Regions from separate parts of the Homo sapiens genome. Here region 1 is linked to region 2. A link is a contact called in ENCODE Hi-C or POLR2A ChIA-PET data. All regions are on one chromosome and are shown on one strand. The core of a region is the stretch at or near the end of the contact, and the rest is flanking DNA. Distances in the headings are between cores, read along the strand shown. Region 1 holds the start of TCHP (trichoplein keratin filament binding). Region 2 holds the start of C12orf76 (chromosome 12 open reading frame 76).

Region 1 (5,754 bases), core at 2,593-5,092, 150 kb after region 2:
GCTTCCCGTGCTGCTCCCGGATTCTTCTTTCCTGCAAGTTCATGCTCAGCCTCAGCTCCTCCAGTTCTCTGGCCAGCAGGTCCTGCTCCTCCTGCATGAGCTGCCTGAGCTTTTCCCGTCGGGCCTCCAGACTCCTCCTCTTCTCCTCCTTCATCTTCTCCCGCTGATAGGCATGCATGCTGGGTGAGAGGGGGCCTGCCTGAATCAATCATGCTACAGCCACAGGGAACGTGCTCTGCTCTGCTGTGTCGGTAAAAGAGGCTGAGGTAGATGTGTCATGACGACACAGGAATGTGTCCCCAGCCAAAGCAGAGACAGCAGGTCACAGAATAGTATGTGTAAGAGAAAATCTTGTTTTTTGCAAAAAGAAAATGTATAAATGTATAAATAATGTATATATTATCCATCACATAAATCCTACAGCATAGGTCTGCTGTAGCCCCACTTGATTGATGAGGAAACCAAAGCTCATACATTCAGCAAGAGACACGGTCAGGATTTCCATCTAGGTCTGACTTCAAAGCCTATGCTTTTGGCCTCCATGTTTTTACACGTATTTCTATAAAAGTAGCTTTGTGTGTGTATATTTAAGCACAAATACCAGTGGGAAACAGCATGGAAGGATATGTGCCAGACTGTTAACTGTGGCTGTCTCTGGGGATATGGGGTTACAACCAGGCTTCCAAATTCTATCATATGCTTCTGCATCATTTTATCTTTTTCAATGCCAATGTATGGCTGCACTGATGATCTTTTTTTCCATTTCCAGCTGGAAAAACATCACCATGCAGGTAATTCATACTGCCTGGCAAATCCTACGCTCCCTAAATCCTTAAGGCCTCATCCCCTGACCAGCAAGTGGTCCCCACTTCCATCCAATCGGCAGTTACCGCACAATTACCTCCGCTGGTAGGAGGTTTTAGAGCTCCATTCTGCCTGTTTGGAGCTGCAGATGTCAGACATCCTGAAGTAACGGCTGTTCTGCTCCCACTGCTGCCGAAGCCGGGCCTCCTGCTCTCGCTGTCGTGCTAGCTGCTGATTCAGGCGCTGCTGGCTGCACCAGTAGGACGGCAGCGTCGGGAGCGCCATCTGAGAACAGGAATGGGAGGAAAGTGAGCCACTGCAAATCCCAGGAACCCTCACCAGCTTGGCCTCATCCCTTTAACGAGTGGTCACCACCCCTTGGCTGCACAGTGAAATCAACTGGTGGAACTTTAAAACAAACAAACAAACAAAACCGTGTCTGAGCCCCACTCCAAACTAATTCAATCAAAAAACTTAGTAGGGCCCAGGCACCAGCATTTTTTAAAATGATCTGCCACTAGTGCTGCAAATCATCCTTTTAAATTTGCCGTGGCTCACGCCTGTAATCCCAGCACTTTGGGAGGCCAAGGTGGGCAGATCACGAGGTCAGGAGTTCGAGACCAGCTGCGCCAACATAGTGAAACCCCTGTCTCCACTAAAAATACAAAAAATTAGCCAGGCGTGCTGGTGGGCGTCTGTAATCCCAGCTCCTTGGGAGGCTGAGGCAGGAGAGTCACTTGAACCCAGGAGGTGGAGGTTGCAGTGAACCAAGATTGTCCCACTGCACTCCAGCCTAGGCGACAGTGCAAGACTCCATCTCAAAACACAACAAAACAAAACAAATAAACCTTAGCCAGACACAGTGGCTCATGCCTGTAATCCCAACACTTTGGGTGGCTGAGGCAGGAGGATCACTTGAGGCCGGGAGTTGGAGACCAGCCACATCATGAGACTCATCTCTATAAAAAATCAAAAATTAGCCAGGAGTGGTGGTGCGCCTGTAGTCCCAGCTACTCAGGAGGCTGAGGCAGGAGGATTGCTTGAGCCCAGGAGGTCACGGCTGTAGCGAGCCATGATAGCGCCACTGCACTCAGCCTGGGTGACAGTGAGACTCTGTCTCAAAAAAACAAAAACATAAAAAATTCTGGACTGCGTGCACCCAGCTGTGGGCCAGCCATCACCAGGAACACAACAGACAGACACAGGGATTGTCCTAAGATTGCTAGACTAGGCACATCGGGGGCATTTATGCTGTGCTTAAACAGAGACAATAATGTAAGGAACACATGTATGTGCCAAGCACTCAATACATATGACTTTTTTTCATTCTTACAATCACCTCGCTATTTGGCAGGTAAGGAAACTTACGTTGAAGAGGTAAAGTTGTTGTACCCGAGCGAGTTAGAGAAACGCCACAGTTTGAGACGAAATTAAGAGTCCTTTATTTAGCCAGTGCCCAAGAGACGGCTAATAAATTCTCTTGGCCCGAGGAAGGGGCTTGATTTTCCTTTATACTTTGGTTTAGGAAGGGGAGGGGAGCTCAGATGCAACAATTCTACATAAGTAAAAACATGCAAAAATTAAAAGGACAAAGAGTCACAGAGAAACAATTAAAAGACAAATGGTTACAGAGAAACAACAGTTCCAGGTGCAGGGGCTCTAAATCTTTCATAAAATGTTAGATATGGGTGCTCTGCCCGACACCAACTCAAGGTTTTATGGTGTTATCTTTTGAGCAAAATCCTGGGAACTTCGTACATTGCTTGTTTCAGTACCTTATCAGTTAATTGGACTCTTTGATATGTTGAGATTCTGCTTACACAAGTTAACTCCTTGAGGAAAGGGGTGGGTAAGGAGTCCTTGATGTCTTGTAAATGAGGGAACCAGATGGAGTTCATCCGGCTTTCTCAACTAAGGGAGAGCTAATTCATGTGGAAACAAGGCTAGGTGATTAAGGGGAAAAAAAGAGTCTAAAAGCAAGGTTAGTAAAAACAAGGTAAGGCATTAAAAAACAAGGTTAGTAAAAACAACGTTAAGCATTACAAAGTGATTTGCTCAGGATCACAGAGCCAGGAAGTAAAGGAGATAAACAAGCTGGGTTCCTAATTCATGTCCGTCTGAGACCAGAGCCCAGGCTCTCTCTGCTGCAAGGGGCTGCCTGTTGGGACCAACCTGCCCTGGCTCTGGCAGTCCCCGGGGAGGGGACTGATAATAACACTCGGAAGTATGTTGGGCTACCATGGAGGACAGACCTTTCATCTTGCAGATGAAGAAGCTGAGACCTAGAGAGAGGAATTGCCTGAGCAATGTAGGGATACAGCTGGAGCCTTGAAAGCAGAGAGCAGTCTCACTCCAGGCACCAATTCCCCTGACCCAAAAGCTGTCCTCAAGTGTAGGGTCGATGCAGTGCCTGGGTAGGAACGCCGGCTGAATGAGCGAAAAGGCCTGGTGCACGCCAAGAATCTCATTCTGGAGGTCCTCCAGTTTTGGGGGCAAACACTCTGCGTCTATGGTCCAAATGTAGCCGGCAGGCTGCTAACGTGTGACCTCGGTCTCGAGACCGTGGCAAGCTTCACATACTTTTTTCCCGCTCCCGTAAAGCCGCCAGTGGATCAGTCTTTGCACCAAGAGTTAAAAGTTTAAGATTCCCGTCCCGGATTGGCCACCCACAAGGTGGGCTGCTCCCCGAACACGTCGCATCCCTCTCTCGACCTGAACATGCACGTGCAACAAATGGGGTCACAGCGCGTGGGGAGCGCAGTGAGGACCCCGGAGGCGCCCTGAGCTCGCGCCCGCTGACTGCCGCCCCGGTTCCCGCCCGCGCGGGCCGCCTGCGGGCCCCCGCCCTAACGCCGGATCCGGCCTAGTCCAACCCTCCGACTCACATTTCTCTGAGGCTCGGAGTTTCCGAAGAGTCCCCCGGCCCGACTTCCCGCAGGCACGAAGCGGGCCGGCCAGTCCCCCGGTGTAATTCCCAGACGCGCTACAGCAACGCCGGCTGTTTCCTCCCTGTTTGCACCGGCAACGAGCCCGACGACGGAGCGTCGCAAGGGCCAAGCCTCCTTCAGCGCGTAGGGAGCCTGTGTTTTTCTCTGGTGCCCCGTCGTGGCCAGCGGGAGATAAATAGCAAACGTCGCTGCTCCTTGAAATAGGGAAGCATGGAGGCAAAGAATCCGTCCATGCACTACACGTATTTCAGGATGGTGGTTACCATCACGTGAAGGTGAAGGTGGAAACCAGGGGGAAGAGAATGTAAGTCAGTGGTCCTCAAACCTGGCTGCGCGTGAGAATCACCAGATACCAGCCTGGGCAACACAGAGGGACTCCTGTCTCTAAAAAATTTTTTAAACTTAACCGGGCATGGTGGGACTTGTGGTCCCAGCTACTCGGGAGACTGAGGCGGGAGGATCAGTTGAGCCCAGGAGATCGAGGCTGCCGTGAGCCATGACTGTGCCACTGCACTCCAGCCTGGGTGACAGAGCCAGACACTGTCTCAAAAAAAAGAAGAAAAAATCCAGATACCTTTAAAAAATCCAGATGCCCAAACCAAACCCCAAATCCCATCTGAGAGTATCAGTGTTTTCCAAAATTCCCCAGGTGTGTTCAATGTACAACTTGGGCAGAGGCCTGCTGGCATAAGTAGATGGAAGTTATTGGTAACTTTTTTATTTTTTTGAGACAGAGTCTTGCTCTGTCGCCAGGCTGGAGTGCAGTGGCGTGATCTCGATTCACTGCAACCTCCGCCTTACGGGTTCAAGCGATTACCCTGCCTCAGCCTACCGAGTAGCTGAGACTACAGGCGCACGCCACCACGCCCAGCTAATTTTTTGTATTTTAGTAGAGATGGGGTTTCACCATATTGGTCAGGATGGTCTCGATCTCCTGACCTCGTGATGCGCCTGCCTCAGGCTCCCAAAGTGCTAGGATTACAGGAGTGAGCCACTGCACCCGGCCGATAACTTTCTATTATAGTCTTATATTGGTGGTGAGTTCAAAAGTGTTCATTCTATTAGTATGTTTTATAACTCGTGTGCTACAAGTATTACATGCCAACTATTCCATTAAAAAGAAAATGAAGAAAAATACTTGTTTGTTCTCTTTTCTTTCATTTTCCCATTCTTTCATTTCTTCTTCCCTTCATTTCTCCATTCTTTATTCATCTCTGTTTTTCCTGGATGCAGCATCATGGCCTCAGCTGGGTTCAGTGGCTTACGCCTGTAATCCCAGCACTTTGGGAGGCCCAGGAGGGTGGATTACCTGAGGTCAGGAGTTGAAGACCAGCCTGGCCAACATGATGAAACCCCGTCTCTGCTAAAAATACAAAAATTAGCCGGGCATGATGGCAGATGCTTATACTCCCAGCTACTCGGGAGGCTGAGGCAGGAGAATCGCTTGAACCTGGGAGGCAGAGGTTGCAGTGAGCCAAGATTGCGCTGCTGCACTCCAGCCTGGGTGACAAAGTGAGACTCCACCTCCAAATTAAATAAATAAATGAATACATAAATAAATAAATAAAATTAGCAGGCTGTGGTGGTGCACACCTATAGTCCTAGCAACTTGGGAGGCTGAGGTGGGAGGATCACTTGAGCTCAGGACAAGGAGGCTGCAGTGAGCCGTGATCACACCATTGCACTCCAGCCTGAGTGACAGAGTGAGACCCTGTCTCAAAACATGGTCTCTACAGTCAGAACGCCCAGGTTTCAAGCTATACCATGCTGGTGTAGTCTTGGGCAGGTCACTTCATCTGTCTGTGCCTCAGCTTCCTAGTCCATGGAATGAGAGTAAAAATAGAGCAACTTTCAGGCCGGGCCTGGTGGCTCATGCCTGTAATCCCAGCACTTTGGGAGGCCAAGGCTGGCGGATCTCTTGAGGTCAGGAGCTTCAGACCAGCCTGGCCACATGGTGAAACCCCCGTCTCTACTAAAAATATAAAAATTAGCTGGGCGTGGT
Region 2 (6,433 bases), core at 466-2,965:
TATGCTTGGGTCAAATTCTAGCTCTGCCACTTTGTGTGTGCAGTGTTGGGCCAAACACTTAGCTCAATTCCCTCATGTATTCAGCAAACAGTTACTGAATATAATATGCTACTCTTCTAGTCTTGTAGCAGGACGAGCCGCAGACAAAACCTCTCAGACACCGAGTTGTAGAAGGAAGGGCTTTATTCAGCTGGCAGCATCGGCAAGCTACTGCCTTAAAATCCGAGCTCCCCGAATGCACAATTTCTGTCCCTTTTAAGGGCTCCTCACAGCACTAAAGATTTCACATGAAAGGGTCGTGATTGATTTGAGCAAGTAGGTGGTACGTGACAGGGGCTGCATGCACCAGTGGTAAGAGAGAAACAGAACAGGGCAGGGAGTTTCACAACGTTCTTCTATACAATGTCTGGAATCTATGAATAACATCGGTTTCTAAGTTATGAGTTGATTTTTAGCTACTGGGTGTGAGGCCTCTGAGCCCAAGCCAAGCCATCGCATCCCCTGTGACTTGCACGTATACATCCAGATGGCCTGAAGTAACTGAAGATCCACAAAAGAAGTAAAAATAGCCTTAACTGATGACATTCCACCATTGTGATTTGTTTCTGCCCCACCCTAACTGATCAATGTACTTTGTAATCTCCCCCACCCTTAAGGTACTTTGTAATCTCCCCCAACCTTAAGAAGGTTCTTTGTAATTCTCCCTACCCTTGAGAATGTACTTCGTGAGATCCACCCCTGCCCGCAAAACATTGCTCTTAACTTCACCGCCTATCCCAAAACCTGTAAGAACTAATGATAATCCACCACCCTTTGCTTACTCTCTTTTCGGACTCAGCCCGCCTGCACCCAGGTGAAATAAACAGCCATGTTGCTCACACAAAGCCTGTTTGGTGGTCTCTTCACACACGTTTGGTGGTCTCTTCACACACATGAAACTGGGTTTAGGCCAGGCAGGCCCAGGCCTGGTTTCGGGCCTGGCGCCGGGCTGCCCGTCTTTGGTTTCACTTCCTTGTTGTTTCTTCTTAAAACAGGTACTGAGTATAAAACAATATAAAACAAAATGAGAGGGTCTCTCTCTCCCCCAGTCTCTGGGACAGAGCAGAGAGCAAGAACAAAATCGCTGTGCTCGTGGACTTTACATGCTAGGGCGGAGCAGGTCCTCAGAAAATCATCAAATGTACGTTAAATGTATAAGGTAAATGGTGATGAGTCTAAAGTGAATGGGGGGAATGGAAGAGAACGAAGGTAGGGAGAATGTACATTAAGGGAAAGGGAGGGTTGCAATTTTAGAAAAGGATGTCTGGGCAAGGGCTCCCTGAGAAGATGGCATTTGTACTATAGAAACACAGTATCTATTTTCCAGGCCCGTAATGAAGGTTTAATAAGAAAATGCATGGATTCGTAAAAAATCTTCAATAGGCCCCAAATGGACCTACAAGACCTCGACCCCAATGGATGAGGGAACGCTAACCACAGCAGAACGGTAATCGCGGCGAACGTTGGCACAGACGGAAAGTTGATCTGAACGGAAAGTTGGTCCGGGGGAAACATTAGTTATTGAGGAACGTTAATCCGGAACAAATCTTAGGCAGAAGCGGAACTTAGACCAGGACGCACAGTTACCATGGCAATGACGCGCGCCCTAAGGGCGGTGGCAGCGACGCAGAGAGACCTGGGAGGAGACAGAGGCAGGGCTTGCGACGGAAGTGGCCTCTCTGCTTCTGCAGGGCTGGGGAAGATGCTGCGTCCAGCGTTACCGTGGCTGTACCTTGGCCTCTGCAGCCTCCTGGTGGGGGAGGCAGAGGCCCCGAGCCCCGTGGATCCGCTGGAGCGGAGCCGGCCGTACGCGGTGCTGCGAGGGCAGAACCTGGGTGAGCGGCCCTCGGGCTGGCGGGCGGCGGGTAGTGCCTGAGCTTTCACTGCTCCGGGTGCTGGAGCCGGGCATGTACGGAGCGGACAGGGGATAGAGTGGGGAGATGGGTGAGTGCGGGGGGTGCAGGTGAGGCCCCTCAGGGGGCCCCGAGACTCCCTCTCCAAAAGCCTGGGGCAGAAGGCCTGAACTTTGCCTCTCAGCAAGTGCTCAATATGTGCCAGAACCTTCGCCTCCCAGGTTCAAGCAATTCTCCTGCCTCAGCCTGCCGAGTAGCTGGGATTACAGGCGCACACCACCACACTTGGCTAATTTTTGTATTTTTAGTAGAGATGGGGTTTCACTATGTTGGCCAGGCTGGTCTCAAGCCTGGCATGGTGTCCAGTAAGCTCTCAATATGTACTGCTTGCCCATGAATGAACTGCAATCGGGAGACCTGGGTCTCATTCTGGGTCCTCTCCTCTCTGGCAGTGTGGGCTCAGGCTAGGCAACAAGGCACATCATTTACCCCACCCCTCTTCTTTCCCAGAGGAGCCAGTATTTATTGCAAAAATGATAACAGTTTTTGAGCATTTCCTACATCCCATGTCTTGTGCTACGCACTTTGTATACGCGAATTCATTTGAGCCTTACAATAACTTAATGAGAAACGTACGGTTTGCAGCCCTTTTTTTTTCTTTTACAATAGTGTCTCCTCTGTCACCCAGGCTGGAGTGCTGTGGCACGATCTTGGCTCACTGCAGCCTCGGCCTCCTGGGTTTAAGTGATCCTGCCACCTCAGCATCCCGGGCGAGTAGCTGGGACTACAGGCGTGCACCACCACACCTGGCTCATTTTGTTGTTGTTGTTGTTTACTTTTTGTAGAGGTGGGGGTCTCGAACTCTTGGGCTCAAGCAATCCTCCTGCCTCGGCCTCCCAAAGTGTTGGGATTACAAGTGTGAGCCACCGCACCTGATGTTGCAGCTCTATTTTTCAGATAAGGAAAATGAAACTCAGAGAAGTGAAGTTATTTGCCCAAAGTTACATAGCTAGGAAATGATGAGGCCAATACTAGAACCTGTTTGGGGGCTTGAAACATAAGTTGTGGGAGGATATCTTCAACACACACACACGCTGCGTAAATATGTGTGTGTGCATGGCTTTGGCTTTGGAAGGAGTTCTGGAACTTAAAGCTTGGCAAACTTCACAATAAATCTGCCCCTCGCCAAAGTCTTCCCTTCCCACTGTATCTCCTTGGTACATCTGTATATCTACAAAGTGGCTATTAGTATCATTTTGGATTATCTTGACTCTACATGAACTCAGTGTTTGCCATGTGTTGACGACTTACTGTGTACCTAGCACTCTACTAAATAGTTTCCACACATTATCCCACTCGATCCTTCAGAACAGGGTTTCTCAACCTGGATATTACGACATGTTGGATAAATGATTTCAGGGGGCGAGGGGCAGTGGGGGGGCTATGATAAACACTGTAAGAAGTTTGGTGGCATCCCCAGCCTTTAGATACCAGTAGCACCCCCTACTCCTAATCAAGATAGTCAAAATCTCTCCAGACATTGCCAAATGTCCACGGTACGCCAAATCCCCATTGGATACCCACTGCTGTGGAACAGTACTACTCAAAGGGTAGTCTGCAGACCAGTGTGAGTCTGCAAACTATGTTATCTGCAAAGAGATGACTACAGAAATTGAGAGTGTTTAGAAACTTAACAGTTTGACATTGTTGCAACATCCAAGCACTTAGAGACCAGTTCTAGGTGTCTCTGAACTGGAATGCTTTGCAGATGAAGGGAACTGGTTATTAGTCATGCACAGTAGGGCTATGTAGTGGTCTGGGACAGACTAGAAATTATAAAAACTACTCCTTTGCCATAGATAGTTTGAGAAATGCTGTCCTAGACAGTTCCGTACAGTTGGTATTTATTTATTTTTTTGAGATGGAGTTTTGCTCTTGTTGCCAAGGCTGGAGTGCAGTGGTGCGGTCTCAGCTCACTGCAGCCTCCGCCTCCTGGGTTCGAGCAATTATCCTGCCTCAGCCTCTTGAGTAGCTGGGACCACAGGCGTGTGCCACCACGCCCAGGTAATTTTTGTATTTTTAGTAGAGATGGGGTTTCACCATGTTGGCCAGGATGGTCTCGATCTCTTGACCTCATGAACTGCCCACTGTGGCCTCCCAAAGTGCTGGGATTACAGGTGTGAGCCACCACGCCCGCCCTAAAACATTCTTTTAAGGTTCTGCCTGGGCCTGCAATTCAGGCAACTGTCACTGCATGCAAAGTGTAGGGAGAAGTGAAAAGATGACGACTGGGAGAATTGATCAGGCCCCAAATGCATGGCCATTGTGTACCTAACAACTCATGGTTTTAAGCTCCTTTTTAAACTTTATTTTTATTATTATTTTTTATATGGAGTCTCACTCTGTTGCCCAATCTGGAGTGCAATGGCATGATCTTGGTTCACTGCAACCTCCACCGCCCAGGTTCAAGTGATTCTCTTGCCTAAGCCTCCCAAGTAGCTGGGATTACAGGCACCCACCACCGTGCCCGGCTAATGTTTGTAATTTTAGTACAGAGGGGGTTTCTCCATGTTGGCCAGGCTTGTCTCGAAGTCTTGATCTCAAGTGATCTGCCCATCTCGGCCTCCCAAAGTGCTGGCATTACAGGTGTGAGCCGCTGCGCCTGGCCTTTTTTATTTTTTAAAGGTAGATTTCCATTCCCCAATTCCAATCTTCTGCATTCCTGCTTTGGGAGTTTTAAGTTTTTTATTTTTTATTTTTTTGAGATGGAGTCTCGCTCTGTTGCCAGGCCAGTGCAGTGGCGCGATCTTGGCTCACTGCAACCCCCGACTCCCTGGTTCAGGTGATTCTCCTGCCTCAGCCTCCCGAGTAGCTGGGATTACAGGTGCCCGCCACCATGCCCAGCTAATTTTTGTATATTTAGTAGAGACGGGGTTTCACCACGTTAGCCAGAGTGGTCTCGATCTCCTGATCTTGTGATCCGCCCGCCTTGGCCTCTCACTGGGATTACAGGCTTGAGCCGCTGCGCACAGCCGAGAGTTTTAAATTTTTTTTGGAGTTCTTCCAAAATGCGAGATGCAAGAAAATGTTCTTAAATGGAATAAGACAACTTTAAGTCCAATTGTAGTCCAAACCATAGAAACTCAGAATTCAGGACTTTTGAAAATTAGGGCAGGTATTCAGTTAACAAGGGCTATTTTAAGACATGACATTTAGTTCACGTAGGTTGGAGATTTTGTTTGACAAAGATCTTAAAATTACTTCTGGCCTTTGGAGTTATGACATGCTGTCTTTGTCACCTTCTCCTTCCTTCTTCCCCCTCACTCACCAAAAAAAGATGAATTTTCTTTTCTTTTCTTTTTTTTTATTTTGAGACGGAGTTTCGCTCTTGTTGCCCAGGCTGGAGTGCAGTGGCGTGATCTTGGCTCACCGCAACCTCCGCCTCCCGGGTTCAAGAAATTCTCCTGCCTCAGCCTCCCAAGTAGCTGGGATTACAGGCATGCACCATCACGCCCAGCTAATTTTGTATTTTCAATAGAGACAGGGTTTCTCCATGTTGGTCAGGCTGGTCTCGAACTCCCGACTTCAGGTGATCTGCTTGCCTTGGCCTCCCAAAGTGCTGGGATTACAGGCGTGAGCCACTGCACCTGGCCTGATTTTTCTGTATAGTCGGTTTTAAAATAATAACCGGTTTAAGCGTGGAGGGTGTGTGTGGGGTGGGGGGGTCACAGATACTACAAAGTTACTGATTTAAATAAAACTATGGTCAAATCTTGGTTTTTCTTTTGTTTTGTTTTCTTTTTTTTGACAGAGTCCCTGTCGCCCAGGCTGGAGTGCAATGGTGCGATCTCGGCTCGCTGCAACCTCCGCGTCTGGGGTTCAAGCGATTCTCCTGCCTCAGCCCCCTGAGTAGCTGGGATTACAGGTGCCCGCCACCATGTCCGGCTAATTTTTGTATTTTTAGTAGAGATGGGGTTTCACCATGTTGGCCAGGCTGGTCTCAAACTCCTGACCTCGTGATCTGCCTGCCTTGGCCTCCCAAAGTGCTGGGATTATAGGCATGAGCCCCCTTGCCTGGCTAAATCTTGGTTTTTCAAAGGAACAGTAATGAGACTGAAGAACAACCATGGTTAGGCCCTAGCTGGAACCTGGGATGGGCCCACATCCCTACAGACACACATCAGTGTACATTTGCTTGTTTTGAATGCTTCCCAAGATCGCTGAGATAGTTACAGAAACAAGATTGCGTATCACTGCTGCTGTTGAAGAAACCTCTGACAGGTTGCTGGTTACGCTAGTTTTTTTTTTTCTTTATTTTTTTTTTTTTGTTATGTAGTAGTTTAAAGCCCAGGTCCTTATCCTGTATCACCAGGGCTCAACTTGAGTAATCAGTTGTAGTTCCCATTTCTCACCTGAGCACCTTGAAAATTTCAGATGTGAAATTTAGTCTTAAAAACGTAACATTTTTTTTTTTGTTTTTGTTTTTTTTTGAGACAGAGTCTCCCTCTATTGCCCAGGCTGGAGTGCAGTGGTATAAGCTT

What was found. A loop is a pair of places that touch in the nucleus more often than their neighbours do. ChIA-PET counts read pairs that join two places held with the same protein, here RNA polymerase II (POLR2A). Pooled maps may share reads with other maps.
Region 1: a map of naive thymus-derived CD4-positive, alpha-beta T cell shows a loop between it and region 2 (6-fold over the local background). The contact joins the promoter of TCHP here to the promoter of C12orf76 in region 2. A Hi-C loop is called at or near these places in 1 of 168 maps with a recorded cell type or tissue (naive thymus-derived CD4-positive, alpha-beta T cell), 3 of 37 single-sample maps with no recorded cell type and 10 of 50 pooled maps. POLR2A ChIA-PET finds 5 or more read pairs at or near these places in 3 of 52 experiments (activated T-cell, activated naive CD8-positive, alpha-beta T cell and endothelial cell of umbilical vein).

The regions. Positions count from the first base shown.
Region 1 is chr12:109,898,362-109,904,115 of GRCh38, reverse strand. TCHP (trichoplein keratin filament binding) reads right to left here and starts at 3,842. Exons shown (of 13, transcript NM_001143852.2): 1 at 3,690-3,842; 2 at 902-1,089; 3 at 1-179. The coding sequence starts at 1,089. RefSeq lists enhancers at 2,438-3,278, 3,279-4,119 and a silencer at 3,512-3,621.
Region 2 is chr12:110,043,804-110,050,236 of GRCh38, reverse strand. It overlaps C12orf76 (chromosome 12 open reading frame 76), which reads left to right and starts at 1,715. Exons shown (of 2, transcript NM_001389625.1): 1 at 1,715-1,874. The coding sequence starts at 1,742. RefSeq lists an enhancer at 767-1,026 and a silencer at 1,947-2,006.